4 separate regions of the Homo sapiens genome follow, and all the other regions are linked to region 1. The links are chromatin contacts, found by Hi-C or POLR2A ChIA-PET in ENCODE. All regions are on one chromosome and are shown on one strand. The core of a region is the stretch at or near the end of the contact, and the rest is flanking DNA. Distances in the headings are between cores, read along the strand shown.

Region 1 (5,101 bases), core at 1,535-4,034:
GAGGCAGCAAGGGGCTGGCATGCTAGCACTGCCCTCAGTGTGTGCACACCTGGCTGGGTTGCAACAGCGCCTGGGCTTGGCTTCAGCTTTGTCGGGAGTCAGGAGAGGCCAGGTAGCAGCTGGAGGCACTTCTGAGCTTTCGGGGGCAGGTGGGGTGGCTTCCCAGCCCTGGGATTGCAGGGATACCTGGGTCCACAGCCGTGGCTGGGCAGATGCAGCTGCTCCCAGGAGGGTGGGGCTCCTGTCCTGCCAACTTGGAAGGGGGCAGGGCTCCCACATGCTCAGTGGAGCACAGAGTCCCAGCTGAGCCTCCCCTGCTGTAGCCAGCATCTTCCCAGCAGCCACTCAAGAGAGGCTGCCACTGCCATCAATGGTATAACTGACATTTCACAATCAATAGCTTCTGCTGGTAACTTCACAAAAACCTGACCTAAGAGATCTTTAGTACCTATTGGTTAAATAAGGTATTAAATAAGTATGTCAATACTATATGCTGTATGTGGGTAAATTCCTCTGGAACACTGAGATCCATTTACACACAGAAAGAAAACAGGCACATGGTTACAAGTCTCGTGTAATTTCTATGGCCATTTTATTTATTCAATTGGCTTCCTTTAATCTCTATTTTTCTATTTTTGTTTTCTAATTTTTTTCTTTTTAATTGCTTTCCTTTAAGCCTAGGTTCATGGGTCAAAACCAATATGCAAACTGGGATAGTCATATTATTATTGATTTTACCTTGTATTTTCCCCTTTTAAACTTATTCATTGCCATATTTTGCAAAAGGACAATTTCTTTTTTTTTATTTTTTTGAGATGGAATCTCACTCTGTTGCCAGGGTGAACTGCATAGGCACAATCTCAGCTCATAGCAACCTCCGCCTCCTGGGTTTAGGTGATTCTCCTGCCTCAGCCTCCTGAGTAGCTGGGACTACAAGTGCGCACCACTACATCCGGCTAACTTTTGTATTTGTAGTGGAGACAGGGTTTCACCATGTCGGCCAGGATGGTCTCGATCTCTTGACCTCGTGTTCCACCCGCCTCGGCCTCCCAAAGTGCTGGGATTACGGACGTGAGCCACCGCGCCCGGCTACAAGTACAATTTCTAACAGAATAATGCTGACACAGCACTTTGAGATGATAGAAAGACTACAGAAGTGACAAAAGTTGAAGTTAATAATGGACTCCAGGTTAGACTTAGCCTGAGAGCCACACCCTTCAAACCTCCTTTGATGCTCAAATATGGTAAAAAAGGGTTTTGACAATGACTCCCAGCAGCCACTCTCTCCAGTGTGGGACCAGACCAGCTATCTGGGACAAGTTCATCCCAGCACGGGGACTATCAAAACCTAATTACAGGATGACTCATTAGTGATGCATTTGGAGAAAGATCTCAATCAAAAGGGGAAAATACCCAAGTTGTCAAATAAAAGTGGACTCACTTATGTTTAAAAAATACCTTGACAAAGACAGCTGGGAAAGGCCATGGAGAATTCTCATGAATCAATAATAAGAAAAACTATCACAAGATTCTGCAAAAACCACAACCTTGCACTAAGGCAATCTTACACAAAAAATACTTCAGCAAGGACAGCTGCCCAGCAACTGCCTGTCCAACCCTGGAACGGGAGTACACTTGTTTTTTTTTTTTTTTAGACGGAGTCTGGCTCTGTCGCCCAGGCTGGAGGGCAGTGGCGCGATCTCGGCTCACTACAAGCTCCGCCTCCCGGGTTCACGCCATTCTCCTGCCTCAGCCTCCCGAGTAGCTGGGACTACAGGCGCCCGCCACCACGCCCGGCTAATTTTTTGTATTTTTAGTAGAGACGGGGTTTCACCGGGTTAGGCAGGACGGTCTGGATCTCCCGACCTCGTGATCCGCCCGCCTCGGCCTCCCAAAGTGCTGGGATTACAGGCGTGAGCCACCGCGCCCGGCCGGGAGTACACTTGTTACTGTTCTTTGTAGCCAAGGTTAATTATTTCCAAACCATTATCTTCCTCTTCATTTTTTCTTTAAAAACCATTACTTTCCTGAATGCGCAAATCGTTTACTATGGCACGCATATTCGCCAACGCCCTATTCCCAAATAAATATCATTTTCAGTTAGCCTGTTATTAGGTTGACAATCATTATCACTCCCTCTCCCGTCCGTGGCGCTCCCACGGCAAAACATCAGCCCACTGTCCACCGCGAGGCTGCATCCAGGCAGACAGGCATAGCTGGGGAATGACACACTCGCGTTGACTGGATTTACTGTAACTGGACCCAAATCTCAGACCAGCCGGCGGCCTCTCCAAGGAAGCCCGAGGCGAGGAAGATCCTAGTCGACGTGCACTCCCAACCAGGTCTGTCACAGGTCGGCCCTCGCATTTAAACGTTAAATGTTGAAGGGCTTTCATAAAAGAGCGATGTGCTCCTGCTTGTATGAGCCGGGGCCGGAGGCCGGTAACAGCGGCACGGGACGGGAGCGAGCCTCAGAATGCGGGAATGTCTGTGGGCCTCCGGGACAGTGGAGGGAGCGGGTCTAGTGAAGCGCGACGACTCTGGGGTGGCAGAAGTGAGGACTATGGGCCCCACGGGGACCGAGGGAACGCACAAAATCGTCCCAAGAGACGAAACGCCGGGCCGCGGAAGGGCCCTCAATGCTATCTCCGGCAAGCGCGGCGTTTCGCATCGCTCCCAAAGGCGGCGGCGACACCTTATGACGTCCTGTTGTTCCGCACGTCGTCGCGTCACACTAGGCGCCGGCGCGGGGTGCTGATGTCAGGACGCCGCCGCTTGGCGCCGTGACGCTCAGCCGGGCCTTGTGGAGTGCGGGTCTCTGCTGCGGACGCCGGGGGCCGGCGCGGCGTTGGCCGCCCCCGGCCTCGCCGAGTGCAGCGCGCCCGAAGGCCAGTGCCTGCGCTCCGTCCGCGGCCCGGCGCCCAGGGTGGGCGGGGAGGCCGCCGCGCAGTCGCCGCACGCTACACCGCCGGCGCCGTCGTTTCGCGTCGCCCGCTTCCGGCCACCGCGGCCGCCATTTTGTTCGCGCGGAAGCGCCGCGGTAGGGTGGGAACCCAAGCGGGAGAGCCGCGGGATTTGCGGCCGCCGCCATGCCGTCGTCCCCGCTGCGGGTGGCGGTGGTGTGCTCGAGCAACCAGAACCGGAGCATGGAGGCGCACAACATCCTCAGGTAGTTGGGCTCCACCCTGTCCCCGCGCGCTCTGCTCCGGCGACCGGCCCTCCCTCCTCCCCGGTTCCCCCTGGCCCGCGCCAGGACCCCTGAGAGGAAGCCGGGCCGGGCCGCGCTCGTGGGTCGGCTGGTTGGGATGGCAGCTGGACGGCAGCGCGCGTAGTCCACACGCGGGTGGGCATCACAGGGAAGGCAGGTTCCGGGACGAGGCGCCCGCTGTCCGGTGGTCCTTCGAGCTCTCCGAGGCCGGGCCCGGGGGGCGAGGGTAGCGTCCGCGGCGAGGGGCTGCGCGGCGGCGGCCGATCATGGTATTTCGTGTGCGTCGTTGGCCACCTTCCCTGGAAACGGCGCGCAACACAATCACGGCATACCACGATGTTGTAAATAACAAAGCGGTCTCTTTTTTTAATGCCATGGATTTGTGTGTTTGCTACTTCTTCTTCTTTTTTTTTTTTTGCGAAAGATCCTCTCTTCCTCCCTGGAACGCCTCCAACCGGTAGTTTCTGGAATACAACGTGGACTTGGTTTGGCTCTGCTAGTTTATATTCCCTGCTAACTGGCCGCCTGTGACTCTTGCGTAGCGTATGTCTAATGAAAGTTTATTCCTGCTTGATAACAAGTTTTTTGTTCAGTCACATAGCAAACTGAGAAACTGACCACTTGACTTACAGTTAAAATTTGGTATGTGTCAACTTTGATAGTAAGAAAGTTGAAATGGCTTTTTTACCTCCAAAGTTACCTACGTGAACTTTAAATGAAAACAGTGTTTCGCTTCTCTTCTCGCAGTCCAGCTATAACTTTCCTGAGCAACTTGGGAAAATTAACAGTCCCCCTTTTTTTTCCGTTTTTAACAGTGTCACGTGGGCCAGGCACGGTGGCTCACGCGTGTAGTCCCCGCACTTTGGGAGGCCGACGCACGCGGATCACCTGAAGTCAGGAGTTGGAGACCAAAAAACACCCCCCAAAAATCAGTGTCAAGTGTTCATGATCTGCTGATTCTTTCTCTTTATTCTTTTCTTTCTTTTTTTTTTTTTTTTTTTTTTTTTTTGAGACAGAGTCTTGCTCTGTCGCCCAAACTGGAGTGCAGTAGCGCGATCTCGGCTCACTGCAACTTGTGCCTCCCGAGATCGAGCTATTCTCCTGCCTCAGCCTCCCGAGTAGCTGGGACTACAGGCACCGGCCACCAGGCACGGCTAATTTTTTTTTTTTTTTGTATTTTTAGTAGAGACGGAGTTTCATCATCTTAGCCAGGATGGTCTTGATCTTATGACCTCGTGATCTGCCCGCTCGGCCTCCCAAAGTGCTGGGATTACAGGCGTGAGCCACTGCGCCCGGCTTTTTTTGTATTTTTAGTAGAGACGGAGCTTCACCATGCTGGCCAGGCTAATCTCAAACTCCTGACCTCAGGTGATCTGCCCGCCTCGGCCTCCCAAAGTGCTGGGATTACAGGCGTCAGCCACCGCATCCGGCCAAAGGTTGTTTTTAAAACTAGAAATGTGCTAGAATTACATTGTGCTGGATCTTCATTTATAAACTGCAGTTACCTGTAAAAATTTGATACATTTAAGCAAAACAATGCAAGGCTCACCCCCCCCCCCCCAAGACAAAATTATTGTTAATTGGAATAACAAATGGGCTGGAGACCTTCTGGTTCTGCTGGTTCTCCTTGGTGATCCTTTGTTCAAGATTTTCTGCTGTACCTGCATAACAAAGATGGAGTAGGCCGGGCGCAGTGGCTCACACCTGTAATCCTAGCACCTTGGGAGGCCGAGATGGGCGGATCACAAAGTCAGGAGATTGAGACTATCCTGGCTAACACGATGAAACCCCGTCTCTACTGAAAATACAAAAAAATTAGCCGGGCGTGGTGGCGGGCGCCTGCAGTCCCAGTTACTCGGGAGGCTGAGGCAGGAGAATGGCATGAACCCAGGA
Region 2 (5,617 bases), core at 497-2,996, 290 kb before region 1:
AACGTGGTATCTCATGGGGTGAATGGAGGAAAGGAACATACTGTTTTAAGATACTGTTTTCTGGCTGGGCGCAGTGGCGCACGCCTGTAATCTCAGCACTTTGAGAGACCAAGGCGGGTGGATCACCTGAGGTCAGGAGTTTGAGACCAGCCTGACCAAGATGGTGAAACCCTGTCTGTCTACTAAATAGAAAAAATTAGCTGGCCGTGGTGGTGCATGCCTGTAATCCCAGCTACTTGGGAGGCTGAGGCAGGAGAATCAGTTGAACCTCGGAGGCGGAAGTTGCAGTGAGCCAACGTTGCGCCATTGTACTCCAGCCTGGGCAACAAGAGTGAAACTCAAAAAAAAAAAAAATAAATAAATACTGTTTTCAAGGCCAGGCGTGGTCTCAAAAAACAACAACCAAAAAACAAAACTGTTTTCTCTTTATTTTTTGGAAAATTCGCCAAAGTCAGTGACAGAAAAAAGGAGTTATTTTTCATTTTGGAAGAAATGTGAAAGTGGATTATTTACATTTAAAAGTTTTAAAAGCTTTCTCAAGTTAGCATGACTGAAATGAGCACATTACAGGAATTTGTTTAAATCTGCCTTTTTAGGTACTGTAGTCTCCTGTTTCATAGACCTTGTAGTCATGTTTCTTGCTGTATCCTGTCACTGGATATTTTTGGATGCTGGTATTGTGAACATAACATAACTGTAATCCGGTAGTTCTTTTTGAGATGGAGTCTCACTCTGTTGCCCAGGTTGGAGTGCGGTGGCACAATCTTGGCTCACTGCGACCTCTGCTTCCCGGGTTCAAGCGATTCTCCTGCCTCAGCCTCCTGAGTAGCTGGGACTACAGGTGCCCGCCACCACACCTGGCCAATGTTTTGTATTTTTAGTAGAGATGGGGTTTCACCGTGTTAGCCAGGATGGTCTCGATCTCCTGACCTTGTGATCCGCCCTCCTCGGCCTCTCAGAGTGCTGGGATTACAGGCATGAGCCACAATGTGTTGCCTGTTTTTTTTTTTTGGTTTTTTTTTGTTTTTTTTTTGTTTTTTGAGATGGAGTCTCACTCTGTCACCCAGGCTGGAGTTCTGTGGCGTGATCTCTGCTCACTGCCACCTCTGCCTCCCGGGTTCATGCCATTCTCCTGCCTCAGCCTCCCGAGTTGCTGGGACTTCAGGTGCCCGCCACCACGCCTGGCTAATTTTTTGTATTTTTAGTAGAGATGAGGTTTCACCATGTTAGCCAGGATGGTCTCGATCTCCTGACCTTGTGATCTGCCCGCCTCAGCCTCCCAAAGTGCTGGGATTACAGGCATGAGCCACCACGCCTGGCCTGGCCTGGTAGTTTTTATAACAGATGTTAGATAGCAATACTCTTCATAACTCTGTACAAGGCAATCAGGCAAAACCAAAGGCCAAGTAAAATGTAATTGGTTAAGCTAATTGTAGCTGATGAAACCTTTACGTTTTGTGAAAGAGGAGATGTGCATCAGCAGCTGTAAGTGAGCACTCTAAGATGCAGTGAGTAAAAGGTGTTGGGAGATGAGCAACTAAAATATAACCTCTTAGTTATAAATTGCAGAACGAAGAATTTTACTCAGAGTACAAACTAGTGGAAAAAGTCTTTCGTATACTGGGTTTTTCAGAGTTCTTAGGCAAGATTATATAGTTTGATTTAAAGACCCAAAAATGTACTTCCTGGGGTGCAGGAATGTCAGGTTTCTGTTAGGTGGAACATGCTCCTCATGGCACAGAATTGGCTACATGAAGTTAACCTACAGGCCAGGTGGTAATCGGCAGGATGGGTCGGCCGGAGGGAATAACTTGTGATGATAGTGGGAGAAACCAGTATCATTGCGGCCGTTTTAACTACCTACTGTGTACTAGGCCCTATGCTATGAGCCAGAAGTTGCCACGCTACAGCCATCTCTTTCTGTGGCCCAGAAGCTAAGAATAGTTTTTTCGTGGGGTTTTCTTCTTTTTTTTTTTTTTTTTTTTTTGAGAGAGTCTTGCTCTTGTCACCCAGGCTGGAGTGCAGTGGCACGATCTTGGCACACTGCAACCTCCGCCTCCCAAGCAACTCTCTGCCTCAGCCTCCTGAATAGCTGGGATTACAGGTGCCTGCCACCACGCCTGGCTAATTTTTTTGTATATTTAGTAGAGACAGGGTTTCATCATCTTGGCCAGGCTGATCTTGAACTCCTGACCTCGTGATCCACCTGCCTCAGCCTCCCAAAGTGCTGGGATTACAGGTGTGAGCCACCACTCCTGGCAAATTTTTTAAATTTTGTTTTTTTGTTTTGTAGAGACAGGGTCCAACTATGTTGCCCAAACTGGATCCACCCGCCTTGGCCTTCCAAAATTTTAGGATTACAGGCGTGAGCCAGTGTGCCTGGCCCAGACCCTCTTGTTTTCAGTCACTGTGCAACACCACCTCCCACAGAAACATTGTTCTGTCCTATTCTTTAAAAAAATGTTATCAATTATGTGCTGCCATATACTACACTGAGAGTGGGGATTCAGTGCTTAAGCATAGGTAGGTTTTCTGAATTTTTCCAACTTAAATCTCCTTTGAAATCTTACTGTGTGTGATATCTGAAATTTGGGTGTTTGCTCACTAAAAGAACCTTGGAAGGAGAAGATCTCAAAATGAGCTATTTGTGGATGAAGAGTGAGTCCTGTGGGTTTTTGTTTTTTGTGTTCTTTTATAGTTAACAGAGTAGCAGCATGTAGAAGGTGGTGGAGCCTGAACACTAGGTTTAGCCATAGAAAGGCAGTTAGGTCTCCTAAGTAGACGTTTCAGTAAAGGGCTTTGTTGACGCTTTGCAATGTCTGGGGTGTGTTTGCCCCACTCCCAAACCCCTCCAGTGGCAGCAGCCACAGTGGGCAAGGGACGGCAGTGCTTTTCTGAATTGGTCAGGTTTCTGTGGGAGATGAGGCTCTAAAATCAGTCAAATTATCTCACATATTACTCAGGTTGGCTATAAATTGCATAACTTACATGATTGGGTGTTGTCACATACTTTCTTTTCTTTGTTTCTCTGTGGCCCTCACTGCTTCCATTTCTAGCCAGCACCACCTCACAACTTGCCCATCTGAGCCTCTGTTACTCATTTGTTTGGTTGGAAAACCTCTACAGCCCATTTGTAGACTGATGGCTGAAGAGGGGCAGTGACCAAGGATTGTGTTCATCTGATGAACAGACGCCAGTGATGCTGTTCAGCACCCTGCACCACCCGGGATGACCCCAGTGTCCACAGTGCTGAGGGTCAGACACATTCAGCCTGGGTCTAGCACTGTGCTCTTAGGTAGAGGGATGTGGCCTGGCGTGGGGCTGAATGAGGTTTGGTTTTCCCTCTTGTGTGTGTATGGCAGTTATTTGTGTGGACTTCAGCACCACTGCAGTTCAAATTCAGCCACCTTGCCTCCTCCGTGGTGTTTTCTAAGAGTCTCCAAGGTGTGATGCCTACGTGTAATACCTTACCGGGGAGCCCTCCTCAGCTTCCTTACCTTTCTGCTGGGTGTATTTGTTCTGCTTCTGTACAAATAAAGTACTGGCCAGGTGTAGTGGATTGTGCCTGTAGTCCCAACACTTTGGGAGGTCAAGGCAGCCGATTGCTTGAGCCCAGGAGCTGGAGACCAGCCTAGGCAACATGGGGGAAACCCTGTCTCTACAAAAATTACAAAAATCGGGGGCATCAGAGCACGGCTTGTAGTCCCAGCTACTCGGGATGCTGAGGTGGGAGGATTGCTTGAGCCCAGGAGGTCAAGTCTGCAGTGAGCCGTAATTGTGCCGCTCCAGCCTGGGCAACTGAACGAGACCCTGTCTCAAAAAAAAAAAAATTAATAAAAATGAAGTACTTTACACTACCGGGTAATAGACTTAGGAAACTGATTGTCTCACTCAGTGTGGGGAGAAGTTAATGGGTGGACTTCTCACTCAGACTGTTGTAATCATCTCCTAATTTACCTGACAAGCCTCCGAAGAGGAGGTCCCAGGAGTTACTTAGTGGCTCTTCATCCTCCAATTCATGGTACATGGGACTGCCACGTTGCTCTGCTAACATATACACTTTACTTAGTTATTTATTTATTTGACAAGGTTTTACTCTGTTACCCAGGCGGAGTGCAGTGGCGCAATCTTGGCTCACTGCAACTTTCATCTCCTTGGTTCAAGTGATTGTCCTGCCTTAGCCTCCCAAGTAGCTGGGATTACAGGTGTGCGCCACCACACCAGGCTTTTTTTTTGAGATGGAGTCTCACTCTGTCGCCCAGGCTGGCGTGCAGTGGTGCGATCTCAGCTCACTGCAACCTCCGACCCCCGGGGCTCAAGTGATTCTCTTGCCTCAGCCTCCCGAGTAGCTGGGATTACAGGCGTGAGCCACTGCGCCCGGCCTCCCTTGAGGTTTAAAGAGTACAGGCCAGTTATCCTGTAGGACATCCCTCACTTTGGGTCTGGTGGCTGCCTCATGGGGGGATTCAGGTTTTGCATTTTGAGCTGAATACCCCAGAGATGTGTCCTGGGGCTTCTCTGGTGAATGCTTCCAGTGCTGTCTGTGTTGCTTGAAGGGTCCAGTTTGAGCTCTAACTGGAGCCTCAGCACCAGCTCTGTTTTAGCCACAGATTGAAGCCTCCTTCAGGGTTGCTTCCAGCTCTGACCTGTGTCTTCCTTACATCCTCTCTTGCCCCTCCATCACTTCTCCCCCACCACCAACCCCCAACCCCCTGAGGATATAAAATCTCTGAGATGTGTCTGTTCTCAAGGCTGCTTGCCAATCCTGCTTCCCTTGAGGGATGCCTTTCAATAAGCAGTTACTGAGTTCCTGCTGGGTTTTTATTATTATTATTATTATTATTTTTGAGACAGTACACAGGGTCTTGCTCTGTCACTCAGGCTGGAGTGCAGCGGTGGGATCATAACTTGCTGTAGCCTTGACCTCTGAGGCTCAGTGATCCTCCTGCCTCAGCTACAGATGTGCACCACCATGTCCAGTTAATTTTTAAAAAATTTTTTTGTGTGTGTGGAGATGAGGACTCTTTATGTTGCCCAGACTGGGCTCCAAGTCCTGGCTTCTAACAGTCTCCCTGCCTTAGCCTCCCACAATATTGGGATTATGGGCATGAGCCACTGTGCGCAGCTGTGCTGGGTTTTGTTCTGAGACACAAAGATTGGGAAGTCAGTTCCCTTTTTTTTTTTTTTTTTTGTGAGACAGAGTCTCGCTCTGTCGCCCAGGCTGGAGTGCAAGTGGCAGCATCTCGGCTTACTGCAACCTCTGCCTCCCGGGTTCAAGGGATTCTCTTGTCTCAGCCTCCCAAGTAGCTGGGACTACAGGCTCGTGCCACCATGCCCAGCTAATTTTTGTATTTTTAGTAGACATGGAGTTTAGCCATGTTGGTCAGGCGGGTCTCGAACTCCTGACCTCAAGCGATCTGTCCGGCTCGGCCTCCCAAAGTGTCAGTTCCCATTTTTGATGAGCGTGTAGTGTGTTACAGCTTACTGCAAAGTGGAGGGGCAGAGCAGTAGGTGAGGCTTTTGGGGTGGATTTAGAGCTGAGCTGCAGTCTGGTCGGTTTGTGGGGACTCTTCCTCCCTCTTTTTTTTTGAGACAGAGTCTTGCTCTGTTGCCCACA
Region 3 (5,570 bases), core at 824-3,323, 340 kb after region 1:
CCCGAGCCTGACCCTGATGCTCGAGACTAGACCCCAGACTGGACCCGGTCCCAAAGTGGGACAACAAAGACCACAGCGGGGACCACCCAGGTCCCCCAGAGAGAAAACCCGCGTCGGACTCCAGGGAGCTCATGGTAACCCCTTGTCCTGGGGCAGCTTCATTTTACTTTGGCAAGGACCGCAGTGTTCGCTTTTCTCATTAAACGAGGGGCTTTCAAGGATGTGTTAAAGTACGTGAGAGACGGGCCTGGTGCCGGCTGGTCCTGTTTTCTTAAGGCGGAAGTTGGGGAACCGCGTCAGCACTCCGGGGTTCGGATTCCTGGAACCTGGGGCAGAGTCTGAAATAAAGCAGCACCGGCCCTGTGTGGCGCGGACCCATGGGAAGCCTTGAAAGGAAAGTCTCTTCAGAAAGAAACAATGGGTTCAGTGACTTGTACACTGAAAAGATAGATGGCCAGTTTTAAAGTTCTCCTGCGTTTAAACACGGGCAGCAGCGGGGTTGACGGTACAGGCACCAAGTTCTGACATAAAAGTCTTTCCTTAAATCATGTAAAAAAACCGAGACGTGCGCACTGCCAACTTACACTCATCGACACAAACTTACAATATTTATAAATAAGTCGCAAGCAAACACTGAGTTACATTTACCACGAAGTCACTGGACAGAGACCAAAATCCCATGAAAGCGGATTGATGTGAAACCACGTTAGATCTGAGACGCAGACGTGAGAAACGCCACTGATAAGAGACACGGAAGATCGGAGCCCAGCCCCGTGAGCCGGTCGGGGACAGCACGGGGGTCAGCGTGCGGCCGGGCCCGGCTCAGGCTCGCTGAGGTCCAGGAACGGGCACCTCCACCTGGACACGGCGCGCTGCCCCGGCAACCCCCAGGGGTCTCCCAAACGCAGACCGGGACGCAGCGACCACAAGCGTGGCTGCGGGACGGGGGCCTTGGGGCCCGGGCGTAGTGCGCCCGCTCGGCACCTGCCCCAAGGCGCCGCCGGGTGAAGCAGGTGTCCCGGAGGGCCGGGCCGCGGCGGCTCAGGGGATGCCCTCCCTTCTCTGGCAGCACTGCGAGGGCGGCGCGGACCAGTCGTACACGTAGGACAGGCGCAGCTGCACCTCGCGCTTGCACAGGCGGCCCTCGCGCGCCAGCGTCGCGTGCTTCTCCAGCATGTCCTCCAGGCTCTGCTTGTGCGTCACCAGGTACTGGTTGCTGCAGCCGCGGGACCGGTATTCGGTGTCGAAGCGCGGGTCGTGCTCCCGCTGGACGTCCACCGGCGCCAGCCAGGCGCCCAGAGACACGTCCTCGCTGTGCCAGGCGCGCAGGTAGTCGCGGCTGAGGCGCAGGTAGTGCACCAGGTCGGCCGAGAGCACGTAGCCGCCGCCCAGCGCGTAGGGCAGGTAGTAGTCGCAGAGTTGCCAGGCGGCCTCGCGCCAGCGCCCCCCCGGCTTGACGCGGCCGCGGCCCGAGAAGAAGCCCCAGTAGAGGCGGCGGCGGCGCGCGGGCTCGCGGGCGCGCAGCTCGGCCAGCAGCGCGTCCAGCCGCGCGAAGGAGTCGTCGTCCGCCTTGAGCACGAACTCGAAGGCCACGTGCTCGTCCAGCCAGGCCAGCATGGCCAGCACCTTGGCCGTGAGGTTTTCGTAGGCGTCGCGCAGCGCGGGCAGCAGCAGCAGGTCCCCGTGCCGCGCCTGCTCCCGCTCCAGGGCGCGCCGCTCCTCGGCGCCCAGGCCGGCCGTGCCCACGGCAAAGCGCGCCCACACGTCGCCCGGGGCCCCGCGCCGCGCAAGCCACGTGCTGCGGATCACGCTGCGGCGCTCGGCGGCGCGGGGCGCGCTGGCCACCAGCACTGCCAGGAAGGCGGCGGCGCGCGCGGGCGCGGGGGGAGGCGGGCTGCGGCCCGACATCGCCCTGGGGTCCCCGGGCTCGGCCGCGCAGCGCGCCAGGTAGAGCAGCGCCGCCCCGCACAGCGCCAGCGTGCCCAGGCCTAGCGCCGCCCGCCGCCGCCACGCCCGCCGCAGCAGCTTCATGGCGCCCGCGCCGGGCCGGCGGCCCAGGCCGGACTCGCGAGTGCGCAGGCGCCGCCGGCTCGGGGCGGTGCGCGTGCGCACGGCGCTCCTGGGAGCGCGCCGGGGCCTTCCGCAGACGCCGAGCCCCGGGGCGCTCGGAGGCCGGCGGCCAATCGGCGGCCGTCACGTGGCCTCGGGCACCCTTGTCATTGGTCAACCTCGGAGCGGCCCCGCGACCGCTTCCGCCCGGAGGAGAGATGGTGGCGCCGGCGTCCCCTCCGTGAGGTCGCGCCCGTTCGCACCGCCCCCGCCCGCAAGAAAGATGGCAGTGGCCTGATCCGGGCCCGTTGGCGGCGTCACTGACGCTTCGCTCCGGTCCTCGGATCCCGAGCGCGGGGAGGCAGACCGGTGAGTGAGGGGCCCGGGACGGCCGCTGCAGGCCGCGGGGCCAAGTGTACGCCGGCCGGACGGCGAGGGCGGGTCTGGAGGCCGCCGCCGCCTCCCGCCTTGGGCTGGGGCATCGTCCGTCCGCTCGGCCTTGAGCCCTGGCGAGACTCCGCCGCCACCGGGGCTCCCGGGGTTCCCGGGGGCAGGGACAGGCCGACGACGCTGGCCTCCCCGGCCGCCGGCACGTCTGGTCTCCTACTGGCCAAAACCTACGAATGCCACCGGGAAACGGAGGCCCAAGGGGTCTGGTTGGACTCGCGTTTATCGGCGAGGCGACCTTGGACAAGCTGCCCCGCTTCCCTGCGCCTGCGCTTCCGCTTCTGAACCGCGTGGACCCTCATCCCCAGTTAGTAGGATTTGGAGATGTGAAGTCGGCTGTGTGGAGCCCTTGATGTCTGGCTCAGAGGCGGTGTTATGAACCCTGTTGAGCTTTTAGAATCTAACCGTGTGTGTTGTTAACTGCCAGAAATAGCCTCGTTCCACCAGAGCTGAAGCCCAGGGATGGCAAAGAAATAGCGTCTCTGCCTAAGCTGTTTCCCACGTCCGTTTTGCAAGGGTGTGTTGATTCCTTGCTGGGAACTGAGCTGCTAGGGGATGGCGAAGTCGAAACCCCATTCCGGTGGGACCGGCCCGCTCCGCTGTGCTGCGAACCTGGCACACCGTGATGAATAGATACTCTGAAGCCAGGAGAGGAAGCGCCACTTGATGGACTCCTGATATTTATAGTTACTTTTGGGTTACTTTTTATTCCCCCTTTTTCGAGACAGGGTCTTATCTTTTTGTTTTTGTTTTTTAAAGAGACGCAGTCTCACTGTGTTGCCCAGGCTGGTCTCACGATCCTCCTGCCTCAAGTAAACCGTGTAACTCATCAAGATATGTAGAATCAAGAACTAGCTTTATTTTCTCTAGGAACAAAGTACAGTCTCTTTGCACACAGCGTGTGTTTTACGACTGTAGTTAGTGGAGTCAGCACCAGGAGGAGGTGTCTTGGTTCTTATCCAGGACTCTCCCCTGGTCAGGCGATCTGGGACGACAGGAATAGAATTATGCCACCACTAGGGAAGGGAAAAGCCCTCAGCCATGTTCAGAAAATCAGGCCGGGTGCATGGCTCACGCCTATAGTCCCAGCACTTTGGGAGGCCGAGGCAGGAGGATCACTTCAGGTCAGGAGTTAGAGACCAGCCTGGCCAACATGGCAAAACCCCATCTCTACTAAAAATACAGATTAGTGGAGAGTGGAGGTGGGTGCCTGTAATCCCAGCTAACTGGGAGGCCGAGGCAGGAGAATCACTTGAACCTGGGAGGTGGAGGTTGCAGTGAGCCGAGACTGCACCACTGCACTCCAGCCTGGGCGACAGAGTGAGACTCTGTCTCAGAAAAAAAAAAAAAATCAGACATGAGCCCCTCACCCAGGGTTTCCTTCCTTGGGGGAACTCAGGCTTGTACCCCTCTTGGTTTGTGGCAGACTGCACTGACTTCAGGACCACTTTCATGGCGGCCCCACTGGTGTTTCTCGATACCTGGAGGCAGCATTTTTTCGTTTAATATTACCCAGGGTAGCATTCGTTGAGCGCCTACTGTGTGCAGGCAGAGTGGCAGGTGCCAGAACAGTGAAGCTGAATAAGACGGCCACAGAACAGGAGTCTCAGTCCATGTGTGTTGAGGGAACAGCTGTGACATGGCGGGGCCTCAGCGGCACCCGAAAGGACCCGCAGGTGTTTGCCGGAGGGGCAGACTGTGAAAGGAGTAGGCTCGTGGGTGAGAAGGACCCCGAGTTCCCTTTGGGATACATGAGGCATGAGGCCCTGTGAGCCCCTGCTTCCCACCAGGACTGGCCACGCCTCGGACGGCAGGACAGACTTCTGGGCTCCTCGGCCTTGGCGTTCGCTCGCGAGTGTGGGCAAGGGCACATGTGTGTAATACGTGCATGCGTGAGTGTGGATGTGTGTGTGCACATCTGTGTGTGGGGGTTGTGTGTTTGTTTGCTGGGACCAGGCCCTGACGCCCTCTGCACTTAGGGTTGGCTGTCTTCGCAAAGCCTGGTCAGTCGGGGGGAGAGGGGGAGCCTCCTGTTTCTTAGTGAGAAGCTGAGGCCGGGGAGGCCACATGACTTAGCTAAGGTCATAGATCTCAAGAATGTTCAAGTCAGGGTCTGGAGAGTGACCCTAACCCCATGGGTCAGTGGCATGATGCCAGGAGGGACAGAGCCGGGCCCCACAGGAAAGCTGTGCTGCAGGTGTTGGGCGATGGGGACAGGTTAGCCCCTGGAGGTGCTGACAGCTCGAGAGAGAGATGGAAAGACGGAGAGACAGGGCTGAAAACTCAGTGTCTGTAAAAAAAAGACCGGGCACAGTGGCTCACGCCTGTAATCCCAGCACGTTGGGAGACTGAGGCAAGAGGATCGCTTGAAGCCAGGAGTTTGAGACCAGCCTGAGCAATACAGCGAGACCCGTCTCTACAAAGAGTAAAATAAAAATAAATTACTGGGCGTGGGGGTGCACGCCTGTGGTCGCAGCTGCTCCGGTGGCTGAGGCGAGAGCATCACCTGAGCCCAGAGCATCACCTGAGCCCAGGAGTTCGTGGTCACGGTGAGCTGTGGTCACCGCTGTACTCCAGCCTGGGTGACAGAGCAAGACCCTGTTTCTAAAAATAAAGAAAAAAACACCACGTGTGGTCCGGAGAAAACAAATGCCACGTGTGGTCCAGAGAAAACAAATGCCACGTGTGGCCCGGAGAAAACAATGCCACGTGTGGTCTGGAGAAGGCAGTGCCACGTGTGGTCTGGAGAAGGCGATGCCACATGTCTGGATCCTGTGAATCGAGGATATGTTTCATGTTGCAGGATAGACGTGCTTGGGGAAGTCTTTGCTGAGTCTTGCTAATGATGTGTCTGTGTCTCTCTGCAGACTGTGAGCTGCTTGTCCCCATCCTGCGGCCGTCCTGGGGACACAGAGCCCTCCGTGGTGCCCGGGGATTGGATTGGAGCCAGGACCTCACTTCCTCCTCTGCCCCTGCCCCTGCCCCTCCCAGCACCTGGCCCACACCCTGCAGCCCGCCCCATGGTCTGGCCCTGGGTGGCGATGGCGTCCAGGTGGGGTCCCCTCATTGGCCTG
Region 4 (5,422 bases), core at 958-3,457, 320 kb after region 1:
TTTTTGGAGACAAAGTCTTGCTCTGTTGTTGCCCAGTGTGGAGTGCAATGGTGCTATCATGGCTCCCTGTAACTGCAGGGTCCAGCCCTACTGGGCCTGTGGGTTCTTCTTGTGTACGGAGAGATGTGAGATCATAGAAATAAAGACACAAGACAGGGATAGAAGAAAAGACAGCTGGGCCCGGGGGACCACTACCACCTAGATGTGGAGGCCGGTAGTGGCCCCGAATGCCTGGCTGCGCTGTTATTTATTGGATACAAGGCAAGGGGGCAGGGTAAGGAGCGTGAGCCATCTCTAATGATAGGTAAGGTCACGTGTGTCTCGTGTCCACTGGACAGGGGGCCCTTCCCTGTTTGGCAGCCGAGGCGGAGAGAGAGAGAGGACAGCTTACACCATTCTTTCTTCTATGTATTTCAAAGACTTTTAGTACTTTCACTCATTGTGCTACTGCTATCTAGAAGGCGGAGCCCGGTGTACAGGGCGGACCACGAAAGCAGACCAGGAGTGTGACCGCTGAAGCACAGCATCACGGGGAGACGGGCCTCTGGATGGCTGCGGGTGGGCCTGACTGATGTCGCCTTGCACAAGAGATGGTGGAGCAGAGTCTTCTCTAACTCCCCCGGGGAAAAGGAGACTCCCTTTCCCCGTCTGCTAAGTAACTGGTGCCTTGCCAGGCGCTAGCGCTACCGCTAGACCAGGGACCCCTCTGGTGGCCCTGTCCGGGCGTGACAGAGGGCTCACACTCTTGTCTCCTGGTCACTTCTCACTATGTCCCCTCAGCTCCTATCTCTGTATGGCCTGGTTTTTCCTAGGTTATAGTTGTAGAACAGAGATTATTATAATATTGGAATGAAGAGTAATGCTAGAAACTAATGATTAAGAATATTCATATATCATCACATCTATAATCTATTTCTAGTGTAACTATTCTTATTGTGTATATTTTCTTTATTACACTGGAACAGCTCATGCCCTCGGTCTCTTGCCTCGGCACCTGGGTGGCTTGCCGCCCACATGTAACGGTGACCTCCTGGGCTCAAGGGATCCTCCAAACTCAGCCCCCTACATATCTGGGACCGCAAGTGTGCGCCACCATGCCTGGCTAATTTTTGTATTTTTTGTAGAGATGGAGTTTCGTCATGTTGCGCAGGCTGGTCTTGAACTCCTGAGCTCAAGGGATCCACCTGCCTCGGCCTCCCAAAGTGTTAGGATCACAGGCGTGAGCCACCGCGCCCGACTAAAATCTCAACTTTTTTTTTTTTTTTGAGACGGAGTCTTGCTCTGTCGCCCAGGCTGGAGTACAGTGGCGTGATCTCTGCTCACTGTGACCTCTGCCTCCTGGGTTCAAGTGATTCTCCTGCCTCAGCCTCCCAAGTAGCTGGGATTACAGGTGCCTGCCACCACACCCAGCTAATTTTAAGTAGAGACGGGGTTTCACCATATTGGCCAGGCTGGTCTGAAACTCCTGACCTCGTGATCTGCTTGCCTCAGCCTCCCAAAGTGCTGGGATTACAGGCGTGAGCCACCACGCCCAACTGAAATCTCAACTTTTAGCGATCATCGGTCAAGCAGTGAAGGTGGTGCCCGTGGCATGTTGTCCGCACTGGCCCAAAATAAAAAATGATGTTTGGGCCGGGCGTGGTGGCTCACTCCTGTAATCCCAGCGCTTTGGGAGGCTGAGGTGGGCAGATTACCTGAGGTCAGGAGTTCGAGACCAGCCTGGCCAACATGGTGAAACCCTGTCTCTACTGAAAATACAAAATTAGCCGGGCATGGTGGCATGTGCTTGTAATCCCAGCTACTCAGGAGGCTGAGGCAGGAGAATCACTCGAGTCCAGGAGGTGGAGGTTGCAGTGAGCCAAGATCGTGCCACTGCTCTCCAGCCTGGCTGACAGAGTGAGACTCTGTCTAAAAAAAAAAAAAAAATGATGTTTGGCCTGTTGGGCCGGGCACGTCTGACCCTCTGTCCCCGTCTCCCTTAGAGGAATCGTGGGCCCCTCTGTTCTTGTGTTGTCACCGGTGGAGGCCGTCCTTGACTTCCCCCTGGGAGCACGGTGTGTCCCCTCGCCATGCAGAGCACACTGTGAAGTCTTTTAATGAGGAGAGAAAAGCCCCTTAAAAGTTGATATTCTGCAGACAGGTGAGCACGTGGCCTCGTGGTCACAGGAAAGAAGAGGCGTTTCCTGTGTTCTGGCAACCTCGAGCTTCTCTGTGAGCGCATGCCCAGGCCTGCCTGAGTGCTGATGAACCAGCCGGCACAGCAGAGCACTCCGGGTCTGAGGGAGCTGCTCTCCCTGCAGCAGGCGGCTGGGCAGGGCACCGTGGTCCTTTGCCATTTTTCCAGGGCCGGGGGGTGTCAGGGTGTCTGCGTTGGGGGGTGCAGGGGGTGAGCAGAGCCAGCAGCTGCACCTGAGCCTCCCCTTGTGAGCAGCTCGTGGCTGTGGCCCAGGGTACCCTGGATCCTTGGTGGGTGACCCAGAGGGTGGGGTCCTCTTGGTCGTCTTCTAGAGGGAGCATGGGGGCTGAGTGTTCCTGCCTGGGTGCCAGGCTCAGCTCATTTTAAAGGTGCCTGGGGTTGGGAACACGAAGCCACATCCTTCCCAGTTAGGCCCAGCCTCCCAGGGTGAGGGCAGCAAGTCACCCAGGTGCCGAGGGAAGAGACCGAGGGCACAAGCTGTCCCAGTGTAACAAAATATATAAAATAAGAGTTATACTTGGTATAGACCATATGTGTCACTAATCATTAGTTTGTAGTAATTATTCTTTATTCCAATATTATAATAATCCTCGCTCTATAATCATAATCTAGGAAAAACCAGGCCATACCGAGATAGGAGCTGAGGGGACATGGTGAGAAGTGACCAGAAGACAAGAGTGCGAGCCTTCCGTTACGCCCGGACAGGGCCACCAGAGGGCTCCTTGGTCTAGCAGTAACGCCAGCGCCTGGGAAGGCACCCGTGACCTAAGCAGACCGTGGTCTAGCGGTAGCGTCAGTGTCAAGGGAAAACACCCGCTACTTAGCAGACTGGGAAGGGGAGTCTCCCTTTCCCCGGGGGAGTTTAGAGAAGACTCTACTCCTCCACCTCTTGTGGAGGGTCAGGCCCACCCACAGTTATCCGAAGGCCTAACCGTCTCCCTATGATGCTGTGCTTCAGCGGTCACACTCCTAGTCCGCCTTCACGTTCCATCCTGTACACCTGGCTTTGCCTTTTAGATAACAGTAGCAAAATTAGTGAAAGTACTAAAAGTCTCTGATAAGCAGAAATAATGGCGTAAGCTGTCTCTCTCTCTCCCTGGCCCCTGCCTTGGCTGCCAAACAGGGAAGGGCCCCCGTCCAGTGGACACGTGACCCACGTGACTTTACCTATCACTGGAGATGGCTCACGCTCCTTATCCTGCCCCTTTGTCTTGTATCCAATAAATAACAGCGCAGCCTGGCATTCGGGGCCACTACCGGTCTCCACATCTTGGTGGTAGTGGTCCCCCGGGCCCAGCTGTCTTTTTTATTTCTTTGTGTTGTATCTTTATTTCTACGATCTCTCATCTCCGCACACGGGGAGAAAAACCCACAAACCCTGTAGGGCTGCCCTCTACACCAGGGCTGCCCGTTTTCCTGCCTGTAGGGCAGAGGGGGAGGCCCAGCCTCCCTCGGTCTAGCCTCCCAGGGCTGCCCGTGTCCCGGCCTGTAGGGCGGAGTGGGAGGCCCAGCCTCCCTCGGTCCAGCCTCCCAGGGCTGCCCGTGTCCCGGCCTGTAGGGCGGAGTGGGAGGCCCAGCCTCCCTCGGTCCAGCCTCCCAGGGCTGCCCGTGTCCCGGCCTGTAGGGCGGAGTGGGAGGCCCAGCCTCCCTCGGTCCAGCCTCCCAGGGCTGCCCGTGTCCCGGCCTGTAGGGCGGAGTGGGAGGCCCAGCCTCCCTCGGTCCAGCCTCCCAGGGCTGCCCGTGTCCCGGCCTGTAGGGCGGAGTGGGAGGCCCAGCCTCCCTCGGTCCAGCCTCCCAGGGCTGCCCGTGTCCCGGCCTGTAGGGCGGAGTGGGAGGCCCAGCCTCCCTCGGTCCAGCCTCCCAGGGCTGCCCGTGTCCCGGCCTGTAGGGCGGAGTGGGAGGCCCAGCCTCCCTCGGTCCAGCCTCCCAGGGCTGCCCGTGTCCCGGCCTGTAGGGCGGAGTGGGAGGCCCAGCCTCCCTCGGTCCAGCCTCCCAGGGCTGCCCGTGTCCCGGCCTGTAGGGCGGAGTGGGAGGCCCAGCCTCCCTCGCTCCAGCCTCCCAGGGCTGCCCGTGTCCCGGCCTGTAGGGCGGAGTGGGAGGCCCAGCCTCCCTCGCTCCAGCCTCCCAGGGCTGCCCGTGTCCCGGCCTGTAGGGCGGAGTGGGAGGCCCAGCCTCCCTCGCTCCAGCCTCCCAGGGCTGCCCGTTTTCCTGCCTGTAGGGTAGAGTGGGAAGTCCAGCCTCCCTCGGTCCAGCCTCCCAGGGCTGCCCGTTTTCCTGCCTGTAGGGCAGAGTGGGAGGCCCAGCCTCCCTCGGTCTAGCCTCCCAGGGCTGCCCGTGTCCCGGCCTGTAGGGCGGAGTGGGAGGCCCAGCCTCCCTTGCTCCAGCCTCCCAGGGCTGCCTGTGTCCCGGCCTGTAGGGCAGAGTGGGAGGCCCAGCCTCCCTCGGTCCAGCCTCCCAGGGCTGCCTGTTTTCCTGCCTGTAGGGTAGATTGGGAAGTCCAGCCTCCCTTGGTCCAGCCTCCCAGGGCTGCCCGTTTTCCTGCCTGTAGGGCAGAGTGGGAGGCCCAGCCTCCCTCGGTCTAGCCTCCCAGGGCTGCCTGTGTCCCGGCCTATAGGGCAGAGTGGGAGGCCCAGCCTCCCTCGGTCCAGCCTCCCAGGGCTGCCTGTTTTCCTGCCTGTAGGGTAGAGTGGGAAGTCCAGCCTCCCTTGGTCCAGCCTCCCAGGGCTGCCCGTTTTCCTGCCTGTAGGGCAGAGGGGGAGGCCCAGCCTCCCTCGGTACAGCCTCCCAGGGCTGCCTGTGTCCCGGCCTGTAGGGTAGATGGGAGGCCCAGCCTCCCTCGGTCTAGCCTCCCAGGGCTGCCCGTGTCCTGGCCTGTAGGGTGGAGTGGGAGGCCCAGCCTCCCTCGGTCCAGCCTCCCAGGGCTGCCCATTTTCCTGCGTGTAGGCCTGAGTGGGAAGTCCAGCCTCCCTCAGTCCAGCCTCCCAGGGCTGCCCACTTTCCTGCCTGTAGGTCAGAGTTGGAGATCCAGCCTGTTCTGTCTAGAGTCACAGGGGAGCTCATTGCCAGTGGGTGACAGAGAAAATTTGGATGCCCTGCCTGTGAGGAGGGGTCTGGTAGCCCTGGGCGGGGGGTCTCCTTGGCCAGGGCACCTGCCCACCCCTCCCTTTGCCCCAAGCCTGGATTGAGGGGTGTTGGGGCTGCCTTTCCCGACCCATGCTAGATGCA

Evidence for each region. A loop is a pair of places that touch in the nucleus more often than their neighbours do. ChIA-PET counts read pairs that join two places held with the same protein, here RNA polymerase II (POLR2A). Pooled maps may share reads with other maps.
Region 2: a loop to region 1 is called in a pooled map, with 2.9 times the contacts of the local background. The contact joins the enhancer-like site here to the promoter of SSU72 in region 1. A Hi-C loop is called at or near these places in 1 of 50 pooled maps. POLR2A ChIA-PET finds 5 or more read pairs at or near these places in 4 of 52 experiments (H1, PC-3, activated CD4-positive, alpha-beta T cell and 1 more).
Region 3: a pooled map shows a loop between it and region 1 (8-fold over the local background). The contact joins the promoter of B3GALT6 here to the promoter of SSU72 in region 1. A Hi-C loop is called at or near these places in 4 of 50 pooled maps. POLR2A ChIA-PET finds 5 or more read pairs at or near these places in 2 of 52 experiments (H1 and WTC11).
Region 4: a loop to region 1 is called in a pooled map, with 3 times the contacts of the local background. The contact joins the enhancer-like site here to the promoter of SSU72 in region 1. A Hi-C loop is called at or near these places in 1 of 50 pooled maps. POLR2A ChIA-PET finds 5 or more read pairs at or near these places in 3 of 52 experiments (H1, WTC11 and activated CD4-positive, alpha-beta T cell).

The regions. Positions count from the first base shown.
Region 1 is chr1:1,572,546-1,577,646 of GRCh38, reverse strand. SSU72 (SSU72 homolog, RNA polymerase II CTD phosphatase) reads left to right here and starts at 2,784. Exons shown (of 5, transcript NM_014188.3): 1 at 2,784-3,169. The coding sequence starts at 3,090. It overlaps SSU72-AS1 (SSU72 antisense RNA 1), which reads right to left and starts at 2,700. Exons shown (of 1, transcript NR_197593.1): 1 at 576-2,700. RefSeq lists enhancers at 51-593, 2,511-2,580, 2,591-2,700 and silencers at 992-1,161, 2,821-2,980, 3,221-3,300.
Region 2 is chr1:1,860,685-1,866,301 of GRCh38, reverse strand. All of the region lies in intron 1 of GNB1 (G protein subunit beta 1), which reads left to right. Among named protein-coding and RNA genes, the nearest start is that of GNB1, 28 kb to the left of the region's middle. RefSeq lists enhancers at 2,795-2,854, 2,875-2,924, 2,985-3,034. Within about 2 kb of position 1,746, at least 3 of the 41 ENCODE cell types and tissues checked have a DNase peak (open chromatin) inside an H3K27ac peak, as active enhancers do.
Region 3 is chr1:1,228,740-1,234,309 of GRCh38, reverse strand. It overlaps B3GALT6 (beta-1,3-galactosyltransferase 6), which reads right to left and starts at 2,073. Exons shown (of 1, transcript NM_080605.4): 1 at 1-2,073. The coding sequence starts at 2,031. The coding sequence ends at 1,042. It overlaps SDF4 (stromal cell derived factor 4), which reads left to right and starts at 2,309. Exons shown (of 7, transcript NM_016176.6): 1 at 2,309-2,418; 2 at 5,364-5,570. The coding sequence starts at 5,538. RefSeq lists enhancers at 1-207, 992-1,673, 1,674-2,355 and a silencer at 1,972-2,831.
Region 4 is chr1:1,247,861-1,253,282 of GRCh38, reverse strand. No RefSeq gene overlaps it. Among named protein-coding and RNA genes, the nearest start is that of C1QTNF12, 3.8 kb to the right of the region's middle. RefSeq lists enhancers at 1,850-2,129, 5,056-5,422. Within about 2 kb of position 2,207, at least 5 of the 41 ENCODE cell types and tissues checked have a DNase peak (open chromatin) inside an H3K27ac peak, as active enhancers do.